Regions from separate parts of the Mus musculus genome. Here all the other regions are linked to region 1. The links are chromatin loops, found by intact Hi-C in ENCODE. Cell type or tissue: heart. All regions are shown on one strand.

The links. A loop is a pair of places that touch in the nucleus more often than their neighbours do. Peaks named below come from ENCODE experiments on the same cell type or tissue, not always from the same donor. Only the 100,000 strongest peaks of a DNase experiment are listed, where the experiment ranks them.
Region 2: a loop joins it to region 1, with 4 times the contacts of the local background. A loop is called at or near these places in 2 of 42 quality-filtered maps.
Region 3: a loop joins it to region 1, with 4 times the contacts of the local background. A loop is called at or near these places in 9 of 42 quality-filtered maps.

Annotation. Positions count from the first base shown.
Region 1 is chr7:99,246,294-99,254,293 of GRCm38, reverse strand. It overlaps Gm34062 (a long non-coding RNA gene), which reads right to left and starts at 2,782. Exons shown (of 4, transcript XR_378360.2): 1 at 2,682-2,782; 2 at 1,035-1,271; 3 at 609-860. It also overlaps the pseudogene Gm18943. In heart, a CTCF peak has its summit at 4,554 (motif pointing right); a DNase peak (open chromatin) is centred at 4,872; H3K4me3 peaks cover 1,085 bases; H3K27ac peaks cover 465 bases; H3K27me3 peaks cover 2,405 bases.
Region 2 is chr7:99,447,065-99,455,064 of GRCm38, reverse strand. It overlaps Gdpd5 (glycerophosphodiester phosphodiesterase domain containing 5), which reads right to left. Exons shown (of 18, transcript NM_201352.3): 8 at 6,845-6,943; 9 at 6,499-6,592; 10 at 5,978-6,123; 11 at 3,269-3,351; 12 at 1,922-2,072; 13 at 1,063-1,281; 14 at 433-590; 15 at 6-153. Among named protein-coding and RNA genes, the nearest start is that of Klhl35, 15 kb to the left of the region's middle. In heart, a CTCF peak has its summit at 4,138 (motif pointing right); a DNase peak (open chromatin) is centred at 4,203; H3K27ac peaks cover 489 bases.
Region 3 is chr7:99,103,710-99,111,709 of GRCm38, reverse strand. Uvrag (UV radiation resistance associated gene) reads left to right here. Exons shown (of 15, transcript NM_178635.3): 3 at 2,613-2,647. Among named protein-coding and RNA genes, the nearest start is that of Uvrag, 33 kb to the left of the region's middle. In heart, a CTCF peak has its summit at 3,952 (motif pointing left); no DNase peak of the experiment used is centred here.

The DNA.
Region 1 (8,000 bases):
TTCAGCAGATAAGAGCACTGGCTGCTCTTCCAGAGGATCCAGTTCAATTCCCAGTAACCATATAGCAGTTCACAACTGTCTGTAACTCTGGTTCCCAGGGACCCAAGACCTTCACACAAACATACACGTATGTATGCAAAACATACATGCAAATCACCAGTGCACATAAAATAAAAATAAATGAATTATTTTTAAAAGATGTACTTATTTTTATTTCATGCATATATGAGTGCCTTCATGTGTGTGTGTGTACCATCTGAGGGCCTAGTGTCCTCAGAGGCCAGAAGGAAACACTAGACCCTGGAATTGGAGTTACAGAAGCTGTGAGGCCACCTCATGGGTGCTGGACACTGAACCTAAGTCTTCTGCAAGAACAGCAAGTGCTGGGAACCTTTGAGCCATCTCTCCGACCTCTACAAGAGCGGTGTTATGCCAGCTAGTCGAGGGGAATCCAGGACAGCCTCATCTCGGTTATTATCAATACAAGTTCGAGTCTCGGAAAGAGAATGAGTAATGTGCTCTTTCCCAAACTGGAGATAATAAAAATCCTTTTAAAATGTTTACGGCAGTAAATAGTGTTTAATGCAGGAGCCATTTATAATGCTCACCATGATAAGGGTAAATCTCAGGTCCCAGAAGGCCTTACGAGAACTCTCCTGGCCTGGCAGAGCAGTGTCTCTTCAGGTCACGGCAGTGGCTACAGAGGGAAATGGAACTGAGTGTCACAACTGAGCTGGCAGGTGACACTGGGGCCATTGCCATCAGTCACTGTGGTCTCTTAAGAAACGCGGATGATGTCCAAAGATGAGGGGCCCCATGGGCTGCATACAGGAGGGAATCCTGTCTGGGCCTTTCTCTGCCTGAGCAAGAGAGGAACATGGTTAGAAATAGGTTCTAGAAATTCCAGTGATTCTGCTCTGTGAAGGAGGAAATGGATGGGACCCGGAGTCAAGGACAGCATGGATGAGGCCAGTAAAGAAGTGATCAGGCAGATGGCAGTGTGGGATGTGGCTGAAAGAGGAAGAGAGCGATACCTGGTAGAAGTAGCTGTGCTTTCTAAAGGACTGGAAGCAGGGGGCTGAGGAGATGCCCAGGTGAGTTGAATGTTTGCTGAGCAAGCACGATTCCCTGAGTTCAGATCCCTGACCTCACATACAAAGCCAGGCCCAGCCAGCAGTGTACATCTGTCACTCCAGTGCTGGTGAGACAGAGACAACCTTCGGCCTCCACAAAGGTGCACACATAGGCACAGGTATGAACGAGTACACACCCTAAGAAAGAATGGAATATGAGGTAAGGAAGGAGGAAGACTTTGGGTGCCCTGCTCCCGAGTCCTGTGTTGGGGGCAGGGGCAGGTGAGTGGTGGGACCACCCAGAGCCAGGGAGTACAAAAGAAAAAGTGTCAGTTTGGGGGCATTGAAGGCTTGGAGGGTTTGTGAAGTGTCTGAGGAAACCTGCCCAAGACTCAAAGTGACCTTTTGTATTAAAGATGAGCCCCAGGCTCAGGAGGGCACCAGGTCCAGCAGAGCACAGATTTCCTTCCCCTGGAGGCCTAGAGAGCACATCCCCACACCACTGTACATATCACTCACTGTACATATCACTCACTGTACATATCACTCACTGTACATATCACTCACTGTACATATCACTCACTTATTCCACCAGCCAAACCTCTGCAGAGTTTCCTGTCGCCTGGCAGGGGGACAGGTCCATGGAGATAGAAGGAGCTCCCCACTTTAAGAGTCATGCCTTTCCCCTCCCACCAATGGCTGGCCGCAGCAGGCTCCAGAAGGAAGTGGTGTTTGATTCTCAAGGATGGGATAGGACAGCCATGTAGGCATGGTGATGCACACCTTTAATCTCAGCACTCGGAAAGCAGCAAAAGATGTATCTCTGTGAGTTCAAAGCCAGCTCAATCTATATAGTGGGTTCCAGGCCAGCCAGGGCCACATAGTGAGACACTGTCCCAAAAAAACAAAACAAAACAAAACAAACAAAACCAAACAAATCTGTTGGTATGAGGAGATCTGGCTGCCAGCCGAGGGTGTTGCTGTGGGAATAGAAGAGAAAAATACTGGGGAACTGAGCCCTAGTGGGGCCTGAGGAGGGCTGTAATCCTGGGCTGCTACAAGGCTACCTCGAACAACAGAAGTCGATACTTATGGAGGCCACAAGTTGGAAAGTCGGTGTCATGATAGGTAGGTAGTCTTGACTGTGAACCTGACTGGATTTAGACTCAATTAGGAAAGACACCTCTGGTTGTGTCTGTGAAACTTGGCCAGAGGTTTCACTGAGAAGGAAGCCTCACTCAGAACATAGGTGGTGCTGAGGCTGCAGGCTGCTTTCAAAGGAGAAAGGTCGCTGAGCAGAAGCCTGTGTGTATGGCTCTATTTCCGGACTGTGGGCATAATGTGGCCAGCTGCCTGATGTTCCCACCCCTTGCCTCCCCCTCCCCCTTGGTGGACTGTACCCCTAAGCCTGAGTCAGCATAAATCCTTCCATGGTGAAGTTTCTTTTGTTTGGGTATTCTGTCATAGCAACGAAAAGACAGTGTCACACCCAGCTTAAAAGTGTGTCAGCAAGGGGGGATCTGCGGGATGCTCTGTGAGAGAGCCTATCATCTTGCCTTGTTCTGTTCCCCATGTGGTCCCTTCCTTGTGGTTCAAAGAGCATCTTACCAAGCGCCTCTCTTCCATCACCATGTAGCTGTCTTCTGTTGTGCCCTTGGCCCTCCACTGCCATCTTACAAGGATCTCTGTGATGACATCATACAGCCAACTGTAGGGTCACATGAGGTGATTTCAGACTCTTCCCTTTAGTCATGCTTGCCACATTCCTCTTGCCACATATAAAGCATTGTTTACGGTTCAGGGGGTTAAGATATGGATTAACCGCAGGCAGATTTCTGAGTTCGAGGCCAGCCTGGTCTACAAAGTGAGTTCCAGGACAGCCAGGGCTACGCAGAGAAACCCTGTCTCTGTCTCGAAAAACAAACAAACAAACAAACAAACAAGAATATATGGCTTAACCCCTTGGGTGAGGGCCCCTTGGGTGAGGGTCGGGATGTTCGTCCTTCCATATATGCCCAGAATTTACATCATTTCCAGGAGAGGAAGAACCACGTTCAACCTGAGACCCAACAGCCAGTCTCTAGCGTTTCCTCTAGCTGCAGTGCTTGGGCACACACAGTCGAGCAGTGCCTCTCTCTCTCTCTCTCTCTCTCTCTGTTTTTGTTTTTGTTTTTCGAGACAGGGTTTCTCTGTGTAGCCCTGGCTGTCCTGGAACTCACTCTGTAGACCATGCTGGCCTCGAACTCAGAAATCCACCTGCCTCCGCCTTTGCCTCTGCCTCCCAAGTGCAAGGACTAAAGGCGCGCCAGCCACACCTCAGTCTCTTTCCAGATAGACGTCTCAGAACCCCTACCATGCTGTGCACTTCAACTTTAAACTTAGTTCACCACAGAGTCTTACTGAGATAACAGCACCCCACACGGGAGTGTGGACACTGCTGCACGGGCCAGCCTGCCAAATTCACAGTCCTGCCTGCAGAAAAGGACCCTCGGCTGAAGGGACTTCCTTCAGCTCTCAGAGAGCTTGAAGTGGGGACAGAAAGCCTCAGCTTCACCTTTCCTCATTCAGAGAACACACCTCCCAGTGGGAGGTGGGCGGAGGTCCCTGCGTTAGAGATTCCTGTGGAGAGAGTGTGGCGTTCCTATTGGCCACACTGGCTGAAATGCCGCTGTCGACCACAACAGAGACCTTGGGGGCTGGAGAGATGGCTCAGTGGGTAAGAGACCTGACTGCTTGAGCTCCTGAGTTCAATTCCCAGCAACCACATGGTGGCTCACAACCATCGGTAATGAGATCCGAAGCTGCCTTCTCCTGTGTCTGAAGACAGTGACAGTATACCCACGTACATGAAATAAATAAATCTTTTTTAAAAATGCAACGTGAGCCGGGCATGGTGGTGCACGCCTTTAATCCCAGCACTCGGGAGGCAGAGGCAGGCAGATTTCTGAGTTCGAGGCCAACCTACAAAGTGAGTTCCGGGACAGCCAGGACTACACAGAGAAACCCTGTCTCGAAAAAACAAACAAACAAACAAACAAACAAACAAAAAGAAAGAAAGAAAGAAATGCAACGTGAAGAACAGTGAACTTGGAGTCGTCATACATATCTGGAGAAAGGGCACCTGTGTGAGGAAAAGAGAAAATGCCAGGGCCTACGTGGGTTCACAACGATCCCATTACAACAAAAGGCCGAAAGGGAGGTGTTGTTACTTCGGTAAGCTGAAATGGTTTACGCCTCTGAGTTTGCTTTGAAGATGAGGTAAGGTCTCATTCTCACAGTACCTGACACTCAGGGCAGAAGCTCAGGATCCTCCATCCTGACAGTGCGGAGAGAAAAACAGACTGCTCATCTCCAGCCAAAGCTAGCAGCGCGGAACCAGTTCGTCAGCCTGCATCCAGCCTCAACCCCTCAGCTCAGGCTTCTGAGCCATCACCAACCCAGTCTTAAGCTCTTCTGGCTGCAGCTTTTCATATTGACCACCAGAGGGAGTAGCTCTCATTGTCGAAGGCTGATTTTCCGCTTCCAATTTCCCCTCTGCCGGCACCCTCCAACTTGTTAGGTTTCCGAACCTGGGGATTTCACGTTCGAGGGAAGGTGGGGGATGCTGCTCTAGTTAGGGAATGGAAAGTGTGATAAAGGACAAAGAAAATTCTGGATTTTGATAGGTTTTAGTAAGGACTCAAATGGAACTTTAATTCTGCATTTAAAACCCACTCCAGCAGGATCCAGGATGTGGTGGTGCAAGCCTTTAATCCCAGTACATTAGCCATGCCTCCTAATGTCCAAGTAAAGAACACGCGGCCAGCCAGGTGATGGTGGCACTGGAGATGCAAAAACATGTGGATATCTGAGTTCGAAGCCAGTCTGGTTTGCAAAGCAAGTTCCAGGACAGAGAAAGCTACATAGAAAAATCTTGTCTTAAAAAGTAAAACAAGGATGTAGTTGGTGGAGCGGCGGCGGCTGTAGCAGCGGCAGGAGGCGGCGAGAAGGACCCGGCGGCGGCGGAGCAGGAGGAGGGAAGGTGCTGGAGGCGTTCGCTCTCCGCGGGGACCGGAACACGACCTCTCACCCCCTCCCCACGGCTCGCGCTGCCGCCCCGTAGTTGGCACCTCTGCCCTAGCCGACCCTAAGCGGTAGTCGAGCCGCCGAGGGTGCGCTGAGACCTGGTGCCCGGGCTGCCCGCCGCCCGCGCGCCTGCCTCGCGGCCGCTCTCCCCCTCCCCGACACACACACACAGCCGGGTATTGATGGTAATGTATGCGAGGAAACAGCAGAGACTCAGTGATGGCTGTCACGACCGGAGAGGGGACTTTCAGCCTTTCCAGGGGGGTGATGTTTTACAGGCACTTAAGTATTCTTCAAAGAGTCACCCCAGTAGTGGTGATCACAGACATGAAAAGATGCGAGACGCCGCAGATCCTTCACCACCAAACAAAATGTTGCGGAGATCTAATAGTCCTGAAAACAAATACAGTGACAGCACAGGTCACAACAAGGCCAAAAACGTGCACACTCAGAGAGTTAGAGAAAGGGGCGGTGGGACCAGTTACTCTCCACAAGAAAACTCACACAACCACATAGTTCAAATTCACATTCTTCTAATCCAAGCAATAATCCAAGCAAAACTTCAGATGCACTTTATGATTCTGCAGATGATTGGTCTGAGCACATTAGCTCATCTGGAAAAAATTACTACTACAGTTGTTGCACAGAAGTTTCACAGTGGGAGAAACCAAAAGAGTGGCTTGAAAGAGAACAGAGACAAAAAGAAGCAAATAAATTGGCAGTTAATAGTTTCCCAAAAGACAGGGGTTACAGAAGAGAGGTGATGCAAGCAACAGCCACTCGTGGTTTCACCAGTGGAATTCTTACAGCAGCTGTAACACAAGCTTCCTTGCAGTCTATCATCCACAAGTTTCTTACTGCTGGACCATCTGCTTTCAACATCACCTCGCTGATTTCTCAAGCTGCCCAGCTTTCTACACAAGCCCAGCCATCTAATCAGTCTCCAATGTCTCTGACGTCTGATGCTTCATCCCCAAGATCCTATGTGTCTCCAAGAATAAGCACACCTCAAACTAATACGGTCCCTATGAAACCTTTGATGAGTACTCCACCTGTTTCATCCCAGCCAAAGGTTAGTACTCCAGTAGTTAAGCAAGGACCAGTGTCACATTCGGCTACACAGCAGCCTGTAACTGCTGACAAGCAGCAGAGCCATGATCCTGTTTCTCCACGAAGTCTTCAGCGCTTAAGTAGCCGGAGAAGTCCATCACCTGGTCCAAATCATACTTGCAGTAGTAATGCATCAGCTGCAACTGCTGTACCACAGAATGCATCTGCTAGATCTGCGTGCTCATTAACTCTACTCTAGTGGTGCACGTCAATGATAATCTCATAAAGCATGTTCAAGGGTGGCCCGCAGACCATGCAGAGAAGCAGGCATCAAGATTGCGTAAAGAAGCCCATAATATGGGAAGTGTACATATGTCAGAAATATGTACTGAGTTAGAAAATTTGAGATCATTAGTTCGAGTATGTGAAATTCAAGCAACTTTGCGAGAGCAGAGGATACTATTTTTGAGACAACAAGTTAAGGAACTCGAAAAGCTAAAAAAAAAAAAAAAAATCAGAATTCCTTCATGGTTTGAAGATGTGAATAATTGCACATGATCTCATAGAGGAACTGTAAATCTATTGCCCAGTCATAACATTTTGAGCTGCATTTAAGTAGACTATGGACCGTTAAGCTGGGCAAATGAAATGACAAGGGGACGGGGTCTGTGAGAGTCAATTCAGGGGAAATATACAAGATTGATTTGTAAAACCCTTGAAATGTAGCTTTCTTGTAGATGTATCTTCATGTTGTAAATATGTTTTGTAGAGTGAAGCCATGGGAAGCCAAAATGTAACAGAGCTTAGACATCTGAAACTAATCAGTGCTGAGGTGGCTGAATACCTAGCCTTTTACATGGAAACCTGTCTGCAAAATTACCTTTTTTTAAAAAAAGAAAAAGAAAAAATTTGGGGGGGAGGGTTTAATTTATCATTTAGAAATCTCGAATTTTCAAAAATCCAGTGCAAGTGCCAGGTGATCTGTGTCTGAGGTTACGATTTTGAACCTTATGAGCAGTGTACAAATATCATGAGACAACTGACCAGCACTTGCACCTGATCAAGAGCAGTGCTGCTCCATTTGTTTTGCAAAGATATGTTTTCATTTCCTGTATGTTCCATTCCCTCTGAAGTTCCTTGGCCTGATTTTATCCATTTTTTTTAAGGTGCCCCCTTTCCTTTCTTGGGGCACTGTTGCTGTGGCACTTTTCTATAACCTTGTCATTCCTATGTACAGTAGCTGGAAGTCACAGTGAGCAAGCATAACCCATGTTTGTATAACTTATTGAAATCCATTTTCATCTAAGAATGGACTTTAAGAAGTACTGCTGGGCAAGTGTGCTGAAAGTACATTAACTGCTCAAATACAAGGAAGTGGCCCAATGAACATGGTTGTGGGAGGGGAAAGGAGAAATAAAGCTAGTCAGATGTGAATTGTATCTGTTGTAATAAACATGTTTAAACAAACAAACAAAAAAAAGTAAAACAAAGGGCTGGCGAGATGGCTCAGTGGTTAAGAGTGCTGACTGCTCTTCTGAAGGTCCTGAGTTCAAATCCCAGCAACCACATGGTGGCTCACAACCACCCGTAATGAGGTCTGCTGCCCTCTTCTGGTGTGTCTGAAGTCAGCTACAGTGTACTTACATATAATAAATAAATAAATCTTTTTTTTTTTAAAGTAAAACAAAACAAAACCTAGAGTGAAAGACTTGTACCACTTTGCCCTGAAATTTTTAATTCTTTTTTTTTTCCCCTCAAGACAGTGTTTTTCTGGGTAGTCCTGGCTGTCCTGGAACTCACCCTGTAGACCAG
Region 2 (8,000 bases), 200 kb before region 1:
CTCACCATGATCCAGAGTGGAGAAGGCACCCGAGAAAGGGTATGGGAGTTGTCGGAAGTGACGGAGGGGACCCCAGCACACCACAGCAGGGAGAAGAGCCACGGTGCATTGACAGTGTACAGGTTCACACTCAGGTTCCACGATGCATAGTCCCTGGGCAGGGGACAGAGGTCTTTAGCTGCTTTGCTGTGGGGAGCTGGAGAAGCACCCCTCTGATAGCCAGACACTTTCTCAGCCACCCCAGGAGGAAAGTGTTTGTGTCCAGGGGCACCAGCACTGCTCAGTGGTTCCCATCTCACTCCCAAACCCTGTGTGCCAAGGCTCCCTGTGTATTCTGCACTGTGCCCACATGTGCTAAGTGGAGGGTTGAACTGGGGGGATACACAGTCCCTCACTCCTCCAGGGCCACCTTGGGTGGCACAGGGCAGGCACCTGAGCTCCTGGTGGGACACCTGAGTGTAGCGGAGGTTCAGCTTCTGGATGTGACCTTTCCGTAAGTTAGCGATGGCTTCTTTGGATCCAGATGTTTGCTGGAAGCCAGGAGCCATCTTCCGTACCAAAGGCCTCTGCCTGTTAAATAGCCACATGACCTGCCGGCAGGAGACAGGGTGGTCAGGCTGGTCAGACCTCTCACCTCCAGATTCGGGGAGAGGGTCTGAGACTTCCTAGACCCTTCAAGGGTCAAAGTGGGGCCTGTCCGAAGCAGTAGAGCCCACAGTGAACAATTTGGGCAGCTTGCCTGGTCAAGACAAGATGGACAAGCCCACCCTCCCCTCCTCTGACCACAGTCAAGAGCATCTAGAGAAACTGTGTTGTCAGAGTGGTATCAGGTTCCCAAACGGTCACACCACAGTGATTTGGGCCAGGTTCCACTCAAGTAACCAGAGAATGTGGGCCACCACCCTCCTCTGAGAGATTCAAAGGATCTGTTGTCCCCACAATGGGCCAGTCAGGAAAATAAGGTGCACACAGCCCTGTTTCGCCAACAGGGAAACTGAAGTCTGGAGAAGGGAACAGGTCTTGATGCAGGGGGCTAAGCAGGGGTCACCCACTGGGCTCCACCTGGTGCTGGGGGAAGCCTGAACGCAGCACGGCCTCCAGTGTGACGTTGAGGAAGCTGCCACGGTAGGGGTGATCACGGGGCGGGTCCCGAAGGTTGAGCAGCAGCGAGGCATTGCCCTTGGCCAGCTCCAGCAGCTCTGCCAGGCTGCAGATGGACTGGTTCTGAACCTCCCTGTGGTCGGAGGGTGACAGGGAGCTGGCCGTCCAGAAGGGGTCGGTCTGGTAGAAACAGGGACATGCATGCTATCATTAGGTCTTTGGAGCTTTCAAACGCCTTCCTTCCTGGCCATGGGGCATGGAGACCCGGGGCTGCCAGTGGCTGTGGATATGTTGAGCAATTGACTGTGGCCCAGTAGGGGTCTTAGGAGTGCCTGACATTTGCCTCTATGTTCCCCGCCCTATCTCCCCCACCCTCGCTTTCCAAGTGAATCCTTTGCTTAGAGCCTGTCCAGCGTGACCGTGAGTCCACTCTGTAGTCAAAGATGACCTTGAGCTCCTGTTCCGCTTTACCCTCATCTCTATTGCTGGGATTGCCCTACCCCATCAGGGTTCTGTGGTGCTAGGGAAGGATCCAGGGCTTGGTACACGCTAGGTGAGCACTCTGCCAACGGAGCTACATCCCCAGCCCTGCATCTGCAGCTTCAGCAAGTCTACTAAAGATCAGCATCCATGAGAGGGAAAGCCAATCAACAGAGACCCCACACAAGCAGTGACAGCTATGGGGTCCAGATGCAAGGGACCAGAGGGGGGGGTCACTGGCTAGCCTGGTCAGGAGCATCTGAGCTGAAGGCCACCTGCCTCCTTCTTTAGGAGCCTTCCATGTCTCCCATGCCTAAGGCAGGCCCAGGTACAGGCAAACCTTGAGGAACCACTGGCCGGCATTGAGCCTCTGCAGGACAGTCCAGTTGAGCATGGCAGCAGGCCTGCGGGCAAGCTCCGGGAACAGGTGCTCCACATTGGTGGTCCGCCTCAGGGTAGTGTCATGCATGAGAAAGGGCACACCATCCAGGCTGCAGGAGAGGATCACTGTCACCGCCCACTCAGAGATATCATCTGTTCCCATCACCACCCTCCCTACTCCCCGCCCTCAAACGACATAGCTGTTCTGTGTCCATCTCAGCTGCAGATCCCCCCCTAGGCCAGTGAGGACCTCAAAGGGTTCAAGGGACAAGTCCTTGGCTCTCTACGAAGGTCAAGTGGGGAAGACAGCTGGGGAGGGGAGGGCTGGGGAAAGTGGGTCTGTGCACTTAGCAACGATAGAAGGGAAGTACTGCCTCGCTTGATAATGGGGAAAACGGAGGCTAAGCAGGAAGCGTTTAGCTCAAGGTCCATGGCTACTAAATGGTGGAACCTGGCCTCAAACCAAGTCCTTGAAATGTCATATTGATAGCAGTGCCTGCACAGGTCCCTTAGACAACGTCCACATACTTCCCGCATCCTCATAACCCACCAGGACTGGCCACAGCTCACAGAGTTCCTTAGTGTAGAATAATAATAAAGGGCTCCCTCGCTCCCTGTTCCTCAAGAAATTTTATCCACTCCTATGGAGAGGCGTGGGGCGTATAATCTATGTGGTCTACACCAGGAGTGGTAACCTCACATATGTGGTGTAGCTGTATATTGTACACCCCGTGGGGCAGTAATTGGTGGCCCTGCCTTCTCTCCGCCTCAGGGGTATCCTTTGAGTTACCCCTGAGGTTGGGATGGGTTTCCCCGTTGGTTGACATTCGTGTTAACACAAATGCTGCATCTAGAGATGGAAATGTTCACATCACTTCCATATGATCTGTTTGTTTGTTTGTTTGTTTGTTTGTTTGTTTGTTTGTTTGTTTGTTTTGAGATGGGGTTTCTCTGTGTAGCCTTGGCTGTCCTGGAACTCGGTTTGTAGACAAGGCTGGCCTCAAACTCACAGAGATCTGCCTGCCTCTGTCTCCAGAGTGCTGGGATGAAAGGCGTGAGACTCACAGGTGTCATTTTTTTCCCAACAGGTCTGTGTCCCCACACCTAAACCCTGACTGGACAGTAGTCTGTTCTTTCTATTCTGGAGTCTAGCACAAACCTCTAAAAGGATGCCTGGCTTGTTGTGATCATCCAAGTCTTCATCCCCCCTCCTATCACCAGGGGCAGGAGGTTTTTATGAGGAGACCCAGATGCAGAGGTGGGGGTGGGGTGAAGAATGGCCACCACCCTTCTCTGCCATACTAACCTGATGGTGATGTCAGCTTGCAGCCCATACAGCCTCTGCTCCAGCGCCTTCCGGAAGGACATCACTGTGTGTTCTGGAGCCAGCTGGAGAGGAAGGACTGGTGACGGCAGAGCTAGGGTCCAGTTGGTGACCCTTCCCCAGCCAGTGGGAGGTGCCCCCTGCTAGGTCTGCCTCTCATTCTGGCTCCTTTGTGGAGTTGCTATGGGAACCCGGGCACCCACACAGCTGCTTCAAGGTTCCATGTTTTCATTTGTTATAATATGTATACCTCATGGAGGTTTGGGGGGAAGGGACAGGCAGTGTGCTGGGTATGGACTCGTATGAATATGAATGCCTGACACAGCCATAATAACAGAGTTAGCAAATAATCACTCTGATCACATTGTCCTTGCTGTATTACAGGCACTGAACAAGACTCTAGAAGCAAATGGCCTTCCCCACAGGCCTGTGGGCCTACAGTAGCTTTGGGCAGAGACTGAGTGCTTGGTCCCTTCTGGCTTAATCTCAAAGCCCAGTCTGGGGGGAGATTCTGGAGGGGGAAGGAGAGAGGATGGGGTTGCTGTGGTGTGATGAGTTTCTTCATCTATACAGCAATAATAATAATCTCTCCATCGCTACACTGGCACATGGACTCAAATTCATGCTTGACACCTAACAATAAGTTTGCAACCCTAGGGCAGATCATCACCCAGAAGGTTGACTCCAGCCATTGAGCTACATGACCCTGCCTTGCAACCCTGGGTGAATCCTCCCTCCTAAGGACCCACCCTCTCTTCAGACCTTTGGGGATATGGGAATCACTGTTCTCTGTGGGTATCTAGCTGGGCAGTGAGTCTCCTTTGGTCCTGTGCAGAGTAAATTGCCATACCTCTTCCTACCACTAGAGGTCAGCACCAAACCAGAGATTGGATTTAGACCTGGCAACTCAAAAGGCTGGCAATCATTTGTGAAGCCTTCACAGGAACACACTCGTGGTGACTCTGGCTGGACACAGTCATTCACAGTGACATGGAGAGAGCACTGGCTATCCGTGCCTCCACACCCCCCCCCGCCCCCCAAAAAACAGCACTAAAGTGTCTGCAAAATGGCTTAGTAGGTATAGATTCTTGTTGCTAAACCTGACAACCTGAGTTTAATTCCCAGGACTGCTTGGTAGGAGGGAACCGTCACCTGCAAATTGTTGGCTGAATCTCCACACGTGTCCTGAGGCATCACAATGCCACATTTTTTTGTAAAAAAAAAAGGTGTTTTGAGGGTTTTTTGTTTGTTTGTTGTTGTTTTAAAGTTGACCTTACAGAAGTAAAGAGCAGAATAATGATCAATAGAAGGTAGGAGGGGGAGGGGAGGCCGGTCACCAGGTGGAAATGATGGGCCATGTGAATGGGTTCTAGCATTCTACTGCAATAGGGTGGCAGTGGTAAATGCTAACTCCCTGTGTCTTTTCAAACAGGCAAAGGAGAGGATTCTGGACGCTCCTAACACAATGAAACAGGGTGTGATGTGACAGGTGGATCACTGCGGTGTGAGGATAATGCATTGTACAATTGAGAACCACACCGTGACTTGCAAATATGCATCACTAATTATCCTGTGTCAGGGTAAAAACCAAACAAGCATAAAATGAACGCCACACCCAGGCACGGGGCACACACCTGTAACCTTAACACTCAGGATGGGGATTCAGGTGGTTTGTGAGTTCCAGGCTATTCTGGGCTGCACACCGAGACCCTATCTCAGAAATGGGACAACAGATATAATGAGCAAGTCACCACCGCAGGATGGAGCAGCCAAATGCACAGCTTGGGAGGCTGTCTAGAGACAGCTTCATCAACAGATAAATAGCACAAAGGAGACTGGGGGAGGGGCTGTCACAGATGAAAAGGCACTCGGGGGACATGTGTCAAGCAGATGGGCTGCATGATGTCATTTGGATCATGATTTTAAAAGTCTGCACTACAGAAAGATATTTTTGGAGACAAAGGAAAAATAACTATGATATTAGGTCATGTTAAATAATTGTTAATTTGGGGGCTGGAGAGATGGTTCTGGCTGCTCTTTCAGAAGACCTGGGTTTGATTCCCAGTGCCCACATGGCAGCTCACAACTGTCTGTAATTCCATCCAGTCTCAGGGGATCCAACACCCCTTTCTGGCTTCCACGGTGTCAGGCAAAGCAACCATACACATAAAAGTGAAAATAAATACTTTTAAACATTGTCAGTGTGGTGTTATAGTCATTATCATTATGTATGTATATACATGTGTGTGTGTGTGAGAGAGAGAGAAAGAGAGAGAGGGAGAGAGAGAGAGAGAGAGAGAGAGAGAGAGAGAGCATGTGCACACATGCTTCAGTGCACACGAAGAACATCCTCTCCTTTATCTTTATGTGGGTGGCAGGGATTAAACTCAGTGTGCCGGGCTTTTACAGCAAGTGCTTTCCCCTGCAGAGCCATCTCCCCAGCCTGTTGTTTGCTTTTAAGTCCTTATGTTTTGGGCGTGCTGGCATATGCCTGTAACCCCAGCACTCAGGAGGCAGAGGCAGGAAGGCTGGCGGTAGTTTAAACCCCAGCTTGTCTCAAGCAGATCAAACCAAAACCAGGAAGTCCTTCTATGCTGGCGATACATCTGCTACCACAGACATGACATTTATTTCCCACATGCTCCTCTCCTGCAACAGCTGTTGCCCCGGTCCACCCTCTGGGGTGCTTACCATGGGAGCCCCTCGGTGGCCGATGAGGGCAGGTTTGGGGCCCAGGTCTTTTTTCTCCATGATGCAGGGAGAGGAGATGGTGAGAGGGATCAGGTAGAAGGTGAAGACCACGGCGAAGAAGGTACAAAGAATGGTGAGCTGAGAGGCTGCAGACACGGGCAGTAGGAACGTCCCATGAGCCACTGTGCATCTCTCACCAGGCCCAACCATGCCTAGCCAGCCAGACTGGAGTCAGAACGTGGTGTTCTGTGGAGTGGCCTTTGCTCTGACAGGAAGTGAACCCCACACTTAGGCACACATGTACAGGAAGACATGGACACCCAGAGCATTCTTTTTTTTTTTTTTTCCACCCAGAGCATTCTTTGGTAGCATCTATGACTAGCCTGGAGCCAGCCCCTGATGCTGAGCACAAGGGCCCCACCTCATTCCCAGACCACCCAGGTAGAGTCCCTGGACAGTCTAAGCTGGCATTTGTATTCATGGAGGTCAGGATGGGTGGGCCCTCTCTAAGGGGTACTCACAGGACCGCTCTGCACGGGCAAACTGTCCAGCGACGATCCAGGAGAGTGCAGTGATGGCCACCAGGGCCCCTATATGCAGGAATGGTGCCGTGCCCTGGGTGTGAAGAGAGGCAGGAGGGACCAGGGACTCAAAGGCAGGTCCAGACCCTCAGGTCACCAGCATGCTGCTGACCGTCTCTACCTACAAGACAGGCAATCCTGTCTCCATCTGCCCACTGAGGATGCTGGGAAGCCTGCTGTGCAGACCCCTCCCTGTTCCTCTCTGCGCCTTGGAGAAACAGGAGTGATAAAGGGTTGCAAGGGTCCTGGGGTGGCAGTGTCCCTGTCCCTAGCCCGCCTCACTCACCTGCAGGGAAATCAGCAGCACCTCCCACTCATCCTCCCAGAGCTGGGCCACTGCAGACATGGCCACCACCGTGGAGGCCAGGATGACCACCAGCCCCATCTGGAGAGGAAAGTACCAGACAGAGGGTCAGGGCAAGAATGAGGGGACCTCTGTCTGGGAAAGGAGGAGGAGAAAGAAAGCAGACGTGCCCACAGGCTGGGCAGGGGCAGTGCAGTGCAGTGCTTTTAATCCTAGCACTTGGGAGGCAGAGGCTGGTGGATCTCTGTGAGTTCAAGGCCAGCCTGGTCTATAGAGTGAGTTCCAGGACAGCCAGGGTTATATAGAGAAATCCTGTCTCAAAATAAAACAAAACAAAAGCAAAAACAAAAACAAAAAAACAAACAAACAAACAAAAAAAGATAAGGAGGAGGAGGAAGAAGAGGAGGAAGAACATAGTGCAAGAAGAGGAGGGAAGGAGAGAGCCAGGGATGAGCTGAAGGCTGTATGGACAGTAAGAGGCCAACCAGAGGCAGAGGCAGGAAAGGCAGGCAGATCCCAGGGAAAGAGACGTGGAGAAAGAGAAGGGAAGATGAAGACAAGATGAGGACAAAGTGGAAAACAAGGGCCTCTCTGGCATCAGGCCTCTACCAGGGCAGTAGCCTGTGAACTGTGCAGTGAGAGGGGGCTGGGCTCACACTAGGGGGTACTTGGCTCACAATGTCGTCTGTCGGACTGGCAGCCTAGGTCTCCTACATTTGGCTGCTTTTCTCTTGACATCAGGTCTCATGTAGCTTGAACTCCTGATCCCTCTGCTGCCTCCCTAGTGCTAGGATTACAGATGGGCACCAGCATGCTCAGCTTACGCTAGGCTGGGGACTGAACCCAGGGTCTTGACTGTGCGAGGCAGACACTACCAACTGAACTATATCCCCAGCCCAGCTTCTAGTATGTTCCATGGGAAGTGTGGGGCACAGCTGTAATGAGCATTGAGGTACCTTCAGGGACAGAGATCTGTGCCAACCGGCACCGGAAACCCCAAACTAAGTAAGACTAAGCTGGGGTTCCCTGCTTCAGTCTTCTCTGGAGCCCTAGAATCCTTCCTGGTCTGGGCTCCTCCCTCATTCATAAAAGCCCCTGTCTGTGGTGGAATGAGACAGCGGTGGGTGGGTGGAGGAGG
Region 3 (8,000 bases), 140 kb after region 1:
TGTTTAAAAAAAGCCTCAGGGCTAGGACTAAAGGTGGACTGGGGGAGCATTGACATTGTATGTGTGAGGCCCTGGGTTTGGTCCAAGACCACAGACAGTGTCAGTAAGAACAAATCCCAATAATAACAGAACCAGACAAATGAAGGCACAGGGAGACTCCTTTAAAATCTTGTTTTGTTTGTTTGTATGTATGTATGTATGTGTGTGTGTATGCATGAAAGTATACATGCATGCAAGCATGTATGACGGATATACTCGGGATCCTGTGGTAAGTGGCTGCAGTGTTTGATGAATGTTTGGGAGTTAGAGTTGTAGGGAGCCTGGGAAATGAGTCTTCCTTAAGTGGAGGGATCGCACAGTTTAGTCAGAGACTTGTCTGTCATAGCTAGCGTGGAACCCATTTGCTAGTGGGTCTCGCAGTTTTGTTTCTAATGGTACTTCTCTAAGCCACACCGTTTAGGTTATATATCTTTGAAAGACTGTTTATTTCTAGCACTATCTGAAAGATGCTAAAATCCATAGCAACGTCAGGATATTCCCTTTTAAAAGTATAGAATTTTCTTATTCCATACTCTAGGGATTTATACCTGGGACACATTTTATATACCAAAATATATAAATCCCGCATCCCCCGTCCCTGCTCTTTACAGGGCGTGGCTGGCACGCCCCGCCCCCTGTGGGGCCAGGCTTCCCCTCCCCCAGAAGCTTTCCTTTGTAAATCAGACATTTGGTCTCTGTCCCTGCAGTGCACACACTCTTTCTCTCTTTCTCTTCCCCCTTCCCTCTGTCTCCCTGGCCTTGTTCTTTGGGCCCAGTGAACCCACCAGAGAGCTGCTTCCCAATACACCTGCCTTTAAGGATGGAATTGGCTCATTTAATCACCGGAGATAACTTACCACAGTTATTCATGATTAAAAAAAAAAAAAAATCAAACCACCATTCAGCTAGTGCATGTAAGTAGCCTAGAGCTGTAACCTAAGATAAACATTGCTGGCTTAATTAGAAAAATTGGACCCTGCTGTAAATCCTCTGGCAGAACCTGTTCCTGCATTTAATGTGTTGTGAGATGTTCTCAAAACATACAGTAAGTGCCCTTTTGTGTGGAAGATGAGGGTGAAGTAGCACAGGCAGCCTGTCCACAAGGAAATGCCTTAACACCAGAGCTGCTGGGAGGGAGAGCTTCCCTGCAAGGGTGGACATCAGTGCACTCCCTGGGCATGTCATTGTTCATTCATAAAAACAGAATTGGCTGAGTGTCTGTCCTTGTGCCAGGGACAGTTCTGAGAGATGAGGACACGGTAGTTATAGGGTTTGGGCCCACAGTAACAAATGGAGTGTCTAGGCACACATTGCAATCATGGCCTTTGTCCATGTATCGTGCCTCAGTTCATCTCAAGTACCAGTAGTGTGTGGATCACATGTGAGAAACACTGTCCTGTAGCAACAGGGGACTCCAGGAGTCCCTAGGGTCTGCATTGACAGTGGCATGGAGATAATCTGGGTGGGTGGCTGCAGAGCACTGGAGGGTTGTCGGGAATGTCTATCAGGACCTATAGCATAGTTTTATTTTATTTTATTTATTTTTTGGTTTTGTAACATTTGATGCTATATATGAAGGTTTATGGAATCATGAACATTTTAAAAATATTTATTTATTTATTTAATGTATATGAGTGCTCTGTCTTTACACACACCAGAAGAGGGAATCAGATGGTTGTGAGCCACCGTGTGGGTGCTGGGAATTGAACTCAGGGCCTCTGGAAGAGCAGTCAGTGCTCTTAGTCATCTCTCCAGCCCTGGAATCATGAAATTTTAATGCTTGCAGAAGAACTTCAGCTATCCAAATTTTCCAAGTTGAGAAAGGGCCTGACAAAGTTGAAGAGGTAGAATGTTAGCACAAGCACAAATAAAGCTTGGGTCACATGGTTTCTAAATTGGTATTCATTCTACACTCCTATGAGGGAATGTTCTAGAGGTGCCTGAAGAACAGAGAGAATCAGTCATAGATACTGGAAATGGGGGATTTGGGAGTCAGAGGTTAAAGTACTTGCTGGACAGATGAAAACTGGAGTTTAAATTCCCAGGACCCACCTGGATGCAGGGGGACTGTGGCAGCCCACCTGTAATCTAGCCCCAGAAGGCAGAGATGGATCCCCAGAGCCAGCTGGCTGGCCACACGAGCTGTGTAGAGGAGGTTTTGGCTTGATTGAGATATCCTGCCTTAAAGAGAATAGGGAAAGAATCCTGACCTCATCTCAGCCCCCTGAAGGACCCCCCCGCCCCCCCCTCATTGTGTTCACATGAAAAGAAAGGAGTGAGTAGAAATGGGAAAAGGAGAACATTTGGATTTTTAAGGGCTTAAATTAGAATGTGCTGCAGAAGGAGACAGGTAACAATTCCGAGACTAAATCTGAACAATTTGTGATGTGCTTCACTGATGTTTTTCCTCCTTAAGAGACTTTTACTTAATTTTGGTTTTCTATTCTCATTGGTAAAGATGGCAGGCGCTGGATCAGTTTAGACGCCTTCCTAGAGCGCCAGAGCCTTACAGTGCTTAGTTAACGAGCTGCTTGTCTTTCCTGTCACTTACTGTTGTTTTTCTTCTTTTCCAGAATTTTATAGGAGTGAAGTGATTAAGAATTCCTTGGTAAGTTTGTTTCCCAACAGGTACATGTGACACCGCGTATATCCCTGATTCTTAAGATGTGAGTGGTTTGCGTTGAGGTCTGGTTCTTTGGTTATGTGTGGTTCATGCACAGATCTGTTAATGTTCAGTTGTTTCTGATTTTTTAAATTGTTGTAAACTTTAATTTTGCATCATTTTCATTTATAAAAAATTTAATGATTTTTGATTCTGTATTTATTTGGGTAAAATTCATAAAAGTAGTTTGTACAGGCCTCTGTATACAGGACTAATTTCTGGGTGATAACAGCCTTGCTCAGTTAGCTGGCCGTGTCTAGCTGGGCATGGGTACATACCTGTAATACTAGGGTTTGGGAGGAAATAGCCAGGAGGGTTGTGAGCCTCAGCTACACAGTGAGACCCTGGCACCAAGAAACCAAAACCAAAACAACGAGCTACCGAGCATCCCACGTCTCTCCATCTGGAAAGGGTCGTTGTGGAATTGTGTGTATGTGTGAGGATGCACAACGGTGCTGCTGGGCAGTTTCCCTGATTCTGAGTTTTGTGTGAATGAAGTAATGCAGTAAGCCCCTGGTGACTGGCGCCCACCTGTGTGTTGGCTTGGTTGTCAGGATCAGCTGGCCCTGTGTGCTGTGTTTGATTTGTTTGTGTGTATTCTACTGAGTGAATATAATAGGTGATCATTTTTTCCCCTGTTGGTGAGCATGTTTGACTTCTGGTTCGAGCCAGCGTGCATCCTGCTGCTGTAAATACTGCCCTGGGTGTCTGCTGGCGCATGCATGCTTTTCTCTGCAGCCTGTAGTCTTCAGTCCTGTGGATACACACCCGATCAGCCAGGGCTTCTGGCTGGTTCCACACCATTGCTATTTCATTTCTACTCACTGCATTGCTGGGAGAATTCTGATTATATTATTATGAACACTTGATGTTTTTAAAAATTTAGGGAGCTGGAGAGATGGCTCAGTGGTTAAGAGCACTGACTGCTCTTTTCGAGGTCCTGAGTTCAATTCCTAGCAGCCACATGGTGGCTCACAACCATCTGTAATGGGATCCAATGCCCTCTTCTAGTGTGTGTCTGAAGACAGATGCAGTGTACTCATGTAAATAAAATAAATAAAAAAAATTTTAAAAAAAATTTAGATGTTGATGCAAATCATATACAGGACTTTTTTGCTTTTGCAATCGAGGCAGATATTGTAAAGTTAGAATATCTAGTGCCAAAGGTATGGTTAACTGAAAAGACTTGATAGCAGTTACAGCTTTTTAAGGGTGTGCTTGTAGGCACAGGGCTTCCAGAAGACTGCCACCTGGTGGTTAAATACTTGAGAACTTTAGTGATTTCTCCCCCACACCTCTCTGTCTTCCTCTCTCCTTCTCCCTTTCTTTCCCCCCTCCTTTCCTCTTTCCTCATCCCTCCCTCCCAAAAGAAACCAAATCAAAATGGAGATGGGTGGGAAGGATACGGATAGGGAGGGAGGGGGACGGAAGTGTGTCTGCAGGTTGTATGCCAGAGTCACAGTTCTTTTCCACATTCCTTTAGTTAATAACAGTTAATGGGGATAATTCCGCTTTGTTTGCCTCTGACTTCAGCTAGACATACCTTCCCCCAAGTTATTATTATTTCTGTTGTTATTGTTTTTTTTTTAGAGACTGTATCCGTACTATGATTGACAGGCCATTAGAGTGACTAAAATGATTGAAAAGTAATAGTGGGAGTGGCTAGCCAGAGCCCCCAAAGTTGATTTGATACCCAGAGCGGGTCGGTGTGTGGAGATTCTCTACACGAGTCTCTTTAGTGAAGAGGTGTGATTGTGACCAGGTTAGGTGAGTTCTGTACATTATTTCCCACGGAAGACAATGCTTCAAGGTAGGGTGTATTCTTGTTTCAAAGTGAGGGAACAGGCCAGGAACTTGATGTGGGCTGCACACAGCTTGTAACAAATAAAACTGAAGTTCTGAGGCTCTAACCGCACACACACTTCCTTCAGCTGTTTGACCTAGAGGTCAGTGAGCCTTACTATTGCATAAACAAAGCCCAGAGCAGACATGTTTAGAGAAAACACGAGATACAACTTAGCAGAGCCATCACTGGCATCATGACTGGAGTTGTTTTTCAGCAGAGATGGGAAGATGGGCAGGATCAGTAGGTCTTTGTGAGTTACTGACTGCCTGTGGGGTGCTCCAGTCTCTCTCCAGTGCCTCTGTGGAACTGCGGCTGAATAAATTAACATTTGAGCTGTCTCTGTGTTGCTCATGCCAAAACTGTGACCCTGGGGTAAATAACTGCATCACCATCAATCTTCCAGCTTCCTCTGGCTCCACAGTTGGGAGCTAGGCTGAGCTAGCTCAGGTAGAAGATGCCGCGAAGACTGTAGGACTCTGATTTACTTCGGGGTTGGGGGAGCAGTCAGGGAAGGTTGCTGGCAGTAAGTCATCCCTCAGCTGGGTCAGGAGGCCTGAGCTGAGCTGAGGAAGGGCAGGGAGGGAGTTTGCTGGGCTTCTACTAATTAAAAAAGCCAGCATGAATTGTAAAGAGATACTCTGAATATGCTTTTTAAAAATTGGTACAGCTTTTATACATTTTTAGTTGTGTTTCTTGTGACTATGTAGTTGCTATTAAACAGTTTAGAGAAACAAATGCTGGTAATAAACAATTTTTAATTTTCTTTGGGATGGGGTTTTTCAGTGTAGTCCTAGCTGTCCTGGAACACACTATGGAGACTCAGAGGAGCACTGCGTCTAGTGTTAGGATTAAAGCCATGCACCACCAACCCCCAGCTGATAAAGGCTTTTTAAAACTCCTGATAAGAGGTAGTGATCTTATGTCCTCTGGTTGGCAATTTGTAGGCAGTGAACTTTTAAGACTATAGCAGTCCTAGTAGTCAGTGGATGTAGACTGGGTCACCTGACGTTACTATTTGAACAGTCTCTTTCACCTCAAAATTGAGTTGGTATGTGTAGGTGAAAGAGAAATTTAAAAAATCATATGGATCAAAAATGTTGGGCATGGGGGCTGGAGAGATGGCTCAGTGGTTAAGAGCACTGACTGCTCTTTCAAAGGTCCTGAGTTCAAATCCCAGCAACCACATGGTGGCTCACAAACCATATGTAACAAGATCTGACACTCTCTTCTGGAGTGTCTGAAGACAGCTACAGTGTACTTAAATATAATAAATAAATAAATCTTAAAAAAAATATTGGGCATGGGGGCTGGAGAGGTGGCTCAGTGGTTAAGACACTGACTGCTCTTCCAGAGGTCCTGAGTTCAAATCCCAGCAACCACATGGTGTCTCCCAACCATCTGTAATGGGATTGATGCCCTCTTCTGGTGTGTCTGAAGTCAGCCACAGTGTACTCATATAAATAAAATAAATCTTAACAAAAAAATATTGGGCAGTAGCTATGAATAGATGGTAGGCTGTGTCTGCATGTACCAACTTGAGAATTCTCCCTTGTGTACTGGCGACTGTTTTGTAAGCTCACAGAGAAAAGTCTGTGGGGAGAAGATTGTCAGAACACTGCTGTGTTAGCGTAGCAGCCTATAAGGGAGCCCAGGCCAGCTGTCTTCTTATGAAATAAGCCCTGGTTCCTCCAAGGGCAGGTCTCAGCAGAGACTGGTACACTGGAGGATATTCCGTACCCCACCCCCCTGACCCTGTAGCATGGATCCTCCGAGGCATCTTCACTTTGGAGGAGAGTGGTTACTTCATGCTTTTTCTTAACACTTTGTCACATGGGTGGTTCAGGATCTGGACTGATGCTGTTTTAGGTTCTAGAGCCCGTATTTGTTGTGATCTCATAGGGAGTTAAGTGGCCGCCTTTCAGGCAGTGTGAGCCAGTGCTCGCCTTTCAGGCTTTTGACTGAGATCAAGGTAGTCAAGATGTCACTTCCTGCCCCCCATTTAAAAATTTCAAAAAAAAAAAAAAAAAAAAACCAACCAACCAACCAACCAACCAACGAAGCCCCATTTCACTCCTTTATGCCAGGCATGGTGGTGCACCACTTTAAATTCTGGCACTTGGGAGGCAGATGCAGGTAAATCTCCACGTCATGGCCAGCGTGGGAGTTGCAGCAATCAGCTGGTACTGTGAAACACAGTGAGACCATGCCTTGAAAAACAGAAATAAACAACGAATAAAGGACGTAGTGCAGGGTGTGGTAGTGGACACCTCTAATACCAACAAATGGGAAGCAGAAGCAGGCGAAGCTCTGTTCCAGGACAGTGTGATCTGTATCGTGAGTTCTGCAACAGCCAGAACTACATAGAAAAGTCCTGTGTCAAACATGCAAACATACAAACAAACAGAAGAGGAATGGAACACAATTATTTTCTCCTGTGTCGCCTTCCAGTCACTAACACTTCCCAAAGAGACCAGCAAGCTCCCCCTTCCCTGGTTCCCACAGCAGAGTACCTCTGCCTAGCTTGACCCTCAAGTGGCAAATGCTGTTTTGTTCAGCATACTTGTGAGACTGTTGGTGCATGTAGTGATTCACTGATTCTAGAGAACATCTTCAACGAACAGAAGAATGCATTTCCATATGTGTGTGTGTTTGTGTTAGTGTATTGTGTTTGTGAGTGTGTATCTGTGTGAGTGTGTGTCTATGTTACTATGTCTGTGTCTGTGAGTGTGTGTGTGCCCATGCAGAGCGTCAGTAATGGGCTTTTCTGCTCAGCTGTAGAAGACATTTGTCAAAAGATTGCAGAGGTTTCTGTACCAGCTCTGTCCCTTAGACAGTGTGAGGCTCTGGAGTTGTTCCAGATCCTAGCCCAAACTCAGTGTCTATTGCAGTCATTGTGGTGGGACTGTGGTATCATTGTGACGTCAGTTTGTACGTCCTCATAGACTGTTCTGACTGGACACCTTTCCTAGTATTGATTGGCCGTTTTGATGATCTCACGTTAGAACAGTGGGAGAACATGCTAGCTAATGCCAAGTTTAAGAATAAGCAAACCTAATGCAAGGATTTCAGACTTTAAGTAATTAGAGATAAATTTTTTTTTAAAAACACGTTTATTTATTTATTTATTATATGTAAGTACACTGTAGCTGTCTTCAGACTCTCCAGAAGAGGGCATCAGATTTCGTTATGGATGGTTGTGAGCCACCATGTGGTTGCTGGGATTTGAACTCAGGACCTTTGGAAGAGCAGTCAGTGCTCTTAACTGCTGAGCCATCTCACCAGTTCTAGAGATAAAATCTTATAATGTAACTCAGGTTGGCCTTGAATAATCTTCTTGCCTAAGCCTTAGTACTTACTCCAGTAAGTACTAGAATTATAGGCACGAGGCCCTGTGACTGGCCTGAAACTTTACGTTTATAATATTTGTTTGATATAACTTGGTAGCTTTTCATT